Linked DNA regions of Homo sapiens: region 2 is linked to region 1. A link is an interaction called in ENCODE POLR2A ChIA-PET data of the cell type or tissue named here. Cell type or tissue: CD4-positive, alpha-beta T cell. All regions are shown on one strand. Each heading gives the region's core, and the rest is flanking DNA. Links, peaks and the distances in the headings are about the cores only. Region 1 has its middle 4.4 kb from the start of ZNF688. Region 2 overlaps ITGAL (integrin subunit alpha L).

Evidence for each region. ChIA-PET counts read pairs that join two places held together with the same protein. Peaks named below come from ENCODE experiments on the same cell type or tissue, not always from the same donor. Only the 100,000 strongest peaks of a DNase experiment are listed, where the experiment ranks them.
Region 2: POLR2A ChIA-PET joins it to region 1 with 14 read pairs; 27 of 35 experiments call an interaction of 5 or more read pairs at or near these places.

The regions. Positions count from the first base shown.
Region 1 is chr16:30,565,822-30,568,727 of GRCh38, reverse strand. No RefSeq gene overlaps it. Among named protein-coding and RNA genes, the nearest start is that of ZNF688, 4.4 kb to the left of the region's middle. RefSeq lists an enhancer at 198-307. In CD4-positive, alpha-beta T cell, for the core only: no CTCF peak of the experiment used is centred there; DNase peaks (open chromatin) are centred at 267 and 1,347; H3K27ac peaks cover 1,724 bases.
Region 2 is chr16:30,509,504-30,512,409 of GRCh38, reverse strand. ITGAL (integrin subunit alpha L) reads right to left here. Exons shown (of 31, transcript NM_002209.3): 22 at 1,939-2,049; 23 at 1,450-1,529; 24 at 1,274-1,360. Among named protein-coding and RNA genes, the nearest start is that of MIR4518, 7.0 kb to the right of the region's middle. In CD4-positive, alpha-beta T cell, for the core only: no CTCF peak of the experiment used is centred there; no DNase peak of the experiment used is centred there.

The DNA of each region.
Region 1 (2,906 bases), core at 225-2,724:
AGGTCAGGAGTTTAAGACCAGTGGCCAACATGGTGAAACCCCATCTCTACTAAAATACAAAAATTAGCTGGGTATGATGGTGGGTGCCTGTAATCTTAGCTACTCAGGAGGCTGAGATGGGAGAATTGCTTGAACCCAGGAGACAGTGGTTGCTGTGAACCGAGATTGCGCCACTGCACTCCAGCCTGGGCAGCTGCGTGAGACTCTGTCTCAAACAAACAAAACAAAACAAAAACTAGTCTCTGCAACTTACCCCAGGCACAGCTGGTAAGTCATGTGAACTTCCTGAGTCTCAGTGCCTCCTCTGTAAAATGAAGATGAATAATATCTACCTCAAAGGGTTACCGTGGAGACTGACATTTTAACAAGATGTATGACATAGTAATTGTGCAATACACATTTGTTGAAAGAGTGAATTACTGTGGATGGTCTACACTTTAGAAAGTGTAAAGAAGCCTGCCAGGGAGCCAGGGCATGGATATCAATAACCATGTTTGCAGATAAGTAAACTGAGACTCAGAGAGATAACGTGATGCTCTCAAGATTTCACTCCCATGTGGCAGCATGGGTGGAAATGAACACAGAGCCCAGATGTCTCTACCACTTCCTTTGAGAAGTCAGATCTGGACAGAAAACACGGGCTGGGAACTCAGGATGCAGGTCCCAGCCCAGCCTGCTTGGGGAGTGTGAGCAGAAAACTAAGAGTCCCAGTAAGTGCCCCTTTTCTTATCCTTTCCTTTTCTCTTTTATTTTTTTGAGATAGAGTATCACTCTGTCACCCAGGCTGGAGTGCAGTGGTGTTAACATGGCTCTCTATAGCCTTGACCTCCTGAGCTCAAGAGATCCTCCCACCTTTGCCTCCTAAAGTGCTGGGATTACAGGTGTGAGGCACCTCGCCTGGCCAGTTTTTACTTAGAAGGCACAGTCATGCTGGGCGTGGTGGCTCACACCTGTAATCCCAACACTTTGGGAGGCCGAGATGGAAGGATCTCTTGAGCTCAGGCGTTTGAGAACAGCCTGGGCAACATAGTGAGGCCCCCATCTCTACAAAAACAAAAATCAGCCAGGTGTGGTGGCGCGTGCCTGTAGTCTCAGCTACTTGAGAGGCTATGGCAGGAGGATCACTTGAGCCAGGGAGACTGAGGCTGCAGTGACCCATGATTGCGCCACTGCACTCCAACTTGGGCGACAGAGTGAGACTCTGTCTCAAAAAGAAAAACAAAAAAGAAGGTACAATTGGCACTTAGTGACTGTGTGTTGAGTGCCTTCTGTTGAAGGGACTGTGCTAGGTAATAGGGGAATTCCACGATGACGAAAGCTGACCCCATTCATTCATTCATTCAGCAAACACCCTCCTGAAGCCTCTGTGGGTTTTTGTGCTGGGCTCCAGTGATACAGCTGAGTCAGGGCCCACGTTCGACGTGGGAAGAGATTAATTGGCGCTATGACAGAGGAAGCCCAGAGGCACCACCTCACCTAGGCTGGTTGGTGATATGCCAGGAAATGTTCCTGGGAGGAGATGGCTGTGCTTCCCATAGCCTATGAATTGGTGTTGGGGGAGATTTTCAGGCAGAGGAAACAGCAAAGGAGTCTTGCTTCATAGAAAGAATAAAAGACACTTTGGGAGGCTGAGGCGGGCAGATCACCTGAGGTCAGGAGTTCAAGACCAGCCCAGCCAACATGGTGAAACCCTGTCTCTACTAAAAATACAAAAATTAGTTGGGCATGGTGGTGGGCACCTGTAATCCCAGCTACTCGGGAGATTGAGGCAGGAGAATCGCTTGAACCCGGGAGGTGGAGGTTGCAGTGAGCCGAGATCGTGCCACTGCACTGCAGCCTGGGCGACAGAGTGAGACATTCTGTCTCAAAAACAAAAACAAAACAAAACAAAAAAACTAGATAAGGAAGAATGGGAGACAGATGCAGCCGAGAAGTGGGGTCAAATCTGGGAGGGCCACAGAGGCCACCAGAGCAGCTTGAGATACATTCTGTGGCACTGAGGAGCCACAGAAAGTTCTTGAGCAAGTGCAGTGCTGTTTGCCAGGTGCTATCAGAAGATATCTTTGCAAAGCAGTGTGGGTGTGACCTGGTTGGGGGACAGAGCTAGACACTAGAGATCTGTTGGGCATTTTTTCCTAAGTGAGGGTCACTGGGAGCTGGGACCAAGGTGGTGACCTTGGAATTAGGAAGAAAGACACGAGAGGCTTCTGACATAGAATCTGCAGCTCGGTGACTGCCAATATGAGCCAGTAAGACCCAGAGGTTCCAGTATGGAGAGCCGGAGCCAGGGGACCTGATGCCCACCAAGGGGTGATCAGGAGTAGGAGGGTGTGAAGGCCAAGGGTGATCCGTTCTGGGGAGCAGGGAGGCCAAGGAGAAGGTGCAGCTGGAGAGAGGAGGCCCTGCCAGTGAGGGAGGAGCAGAACCAGGTGAAGTGTGTCAAGCATAAAGCTGCTCTGGGCAGCCCCAGCTCTGGTGCTGGACACAGGGCAAGTGCTGTCTGCTATTTCTCTTTCTCATTGGCGCATTTAACAAATAGCTGCTAAGCGTTTACCATGCACTAGCTGTTATTCTCCATGCCAGAACATAGCAGGGGAAACAGACACAGGAACCCTCTTGGAGCTTACTTTCTACGAGGGAGAGACAGGTGATAAACCAGAACACGAATGAAGGAAGGGACTGCGAATGCAAATACTAAGGCTTATGAAGGAGCTCGAACAGCGATGTGCAGAAAGAGCCTGCTGCAGACCGATACTGAGGCTGCGCCATGTTGAGAAAGAGCCACAGGGAACAGGGTTAGGGGACAGGGAGTGGGGAAGGGCAGGGTTCAAAGGCTTGGGGCTGGGGTCGGGGAGAGTAGGGGGTAGAGACGTTTCCAAAGAAAGGGAACAGCAAGTGGGATGTTC
Region 2 (2,906 bases), core at 279-2,778, 56 kb after region 1:
TCACCATGTTGGCCAGGCTGGTCTTGAACTACTGACCTCAAGTGATCCACCCACCTTGGCCTCCCAAATTACTAGGATTACAGGTGTGAGCCACCACACCTGGCCAAGTTTCCTTTTCTATAAGCGAGAAGACCTGTAACAGGTTTTTTTGAAATAGCAAAAAACGGACATAACTCCCTCCATTTTTGTTGAAGAGGCCTTTACCCATTCCTGCCCATAGGCTAGGATAATTTTAGAGCACTGAGATAACATGCAAAAACAGCTATCATGTAGTTTTTAAAACTAAGTCTGGCATTAAAGGGGACGTTTGTAAACAACTAACTATGTTTTGTTAAAGATTTATAGAAGCACTGTGACCTGACCAAGGACCAAGAAGTTCCCAACCTCCTTGTATCCTCTCTGGTGCCCAGATGTCTGTGCTAAGTTACCTCTTGATCTTAACCCCTTTCTCTTCCCCCTACCCTTAACATTACAGATGGTCCTTTAGAACACTAGTTCACTGTCTTCTCAATTGCCTGGCTTTCCAGATAAACCTGCCTTTCCTCCCACCAACTCTTGCTTCTTAAGTCTGGCTTTCAAGTAACAAGCAGCCAGACCAGAGTTCAGTTACAAACCCAACTAGCGATCCCCATGGTTCCTTCCTGCTACTGTGTTCTGAGAGTCACTGACTCTGTGTGTGCATGAGTTTGGGCTCTCCCACTTGACTGTAAGCTCCCTGAGGGCAAGGGGTATTGTGATAACTTTTCTCCTATCTCTCCTGGCATTATCGGCCCCCAGGAGGGGAGAGAATCTAGGGTGACTGAAACAGTCAGGAGCTTGGCTGGGCCTTTGGAGTCAGACAGGCTGAAGCTCAGACCCTGGCTTTAGTACTTCCAGCTATTGGACCTTGGGTAAGTGCCGGCCTTCTCTGAGCCTCAGCTTGTTCATTGGTAAAATGGAGAGCGGCACAGCTGCCTCACAGAGGTGCTGAGGGCTCCAGGCAATGTCAGCAACTGCGCAGTGCAGCTGGCCCTCAGTCTGACATAAAATTAGTGTTCAATGAGCTTTTTCTTCCATCAGTAAATGCTAATCCTTCCCTGAGCTCTTCCATGGCCCTCACATTTTGGAATGTTGAAAACTTTTGGGGTTGTGGCTGGAATCAGTTCTAATTACCCCAAGGGGCTCTAAGAAAGGAAGGAGGTTCAGAAGGAGAGCCCCAGGAGCAAAGTCGGGGCCCTGGGTTGGGAGGCTGCGGTGGGAGGAGAGGGTTGGCTGTCTGCTGGGAAGAACTTACTCCTGGATGAGGATGTTGATGGGGTACAGGATGGGGATGATGGTAGTGGCTGAGTTGTCCTCCAGGAGGTCTGAGTCCTCATTGTTACTGCATTGGGGCAAGGAAGAGGCCAGTGTTAGGAGAAGGGCTTGGCCAGGTCTGAGACCATGGCAGGGATGTGGGCGGGGCCTGCTCACCAGGTCACATTGGCGTGCAATTCAACCGAGTCCCCCCAGGAGCTGTTTACCAGTGTATTAAACATCATCTGCAGAGCAACCTGGCAGGAAAGGAGAGGGCAATGGAAATGGAAGGGTCATGAGGAGCAGCCTCATGGCCCCCACATCTAATCACCATCATCTCAGGGACCCCTTATCAAGTGCTCACTGCACCCCAAGCACTGAGCTAGGATTCTACCCATTGCAAAGATGAGGCAACCAAGGCTCCAGACGGTTAAGTTATGTCTATAAGGTCACAAAATGAATAACCCAATCCCAGCTTTGCCTGATTCTAAAGTCCAGGCTCTCAAACATGACACAGAACAGATTCACATACATTTCTCTTAGGTAGGGGCAAGGTACACCCTTCTTGACAATCACCTGCTCCCTTCTCCTGAGCCAAGAGCTCCCTGCCCTCCACCAGCTCAGGGCCCCTAGGCTGCTTGGTCCCTGGAGACTTGAAGCACTCACCGAGTGGCCTGCTTTGAAGATGGGAGAGCTCACATTGCAAGATAATGCCCTGGACAGAAGCCTGGACTCTTCAGGAAGCTCCTCGCAGCTCACAGGTATCTGGCTATGGGGCTGGGAGTGAAAGGAGGAAACAAGTTTGTTAATGAGCAAGGCCAAGTTTCCCCCAGAGGCCACCAGCCCTCCTGGCCTACCTCCCCCAGGGGCTCTGTCCCTGTCATGGAACCTTCTCAGCGGGAAAGGGCCCAAGAATCAGGGCTGCAGACAGAGGCTTAGTACAAAATAGTCACTGGAAGGCTGGGTAAGGTAGCTCACACTTGAAATCCCAGCACTCAGGGAGGCTGAGGTGGGAGGATTACTTAAGGCCAGGAGTTCGAGATCAGCCTGGGCAAGAGTGAGACCCCATCTCTATTAAAAAAAATTTTTTTTTTTTTTAAATATAGGATCTTACTCTGTTGCCCAGGCTAGAGTGCAATGGTGCGATCTCGGGTCACTGCAACCTCTGACTCGCAGGCTCAAGCGATCCTCCTGCCTCAGCCTCCCGAGTAGCTGGGACTACAGGGATGTGCCACCATGTCCAGCTAATTTTTGTATTTTTAGTAGAGATGGAGCCTGTGTATGTCACTCAGGCTGCTCTTGAACTCCTGGGCTCAAGAGATCTGCCTGCCTCAGCCTACCAATGTGCTGGGATTATAAGTGTAAGCCTCTGTACCTGGCCTACAAAAAATTTTTTAAAATGAGCTGAGCATAGTGGGGCGTGCCTGTTGTCCCAGCTATTAGGCAGGAGAATCACTTGAGCCCAGGAGTTTGAGGCTGCAGTGGGCCATGCTTATGCCACTATACTTTAGCCTGGGCAACAGAGTGAGACCTTATCTCAAAAATAAAAGTTGGGTGTAGGGGGGTAATTGCAACACTATTTATAATACTGAAAAACTGGAAGTGCTCAAACAGGTCAAAGAGATAACAACGGC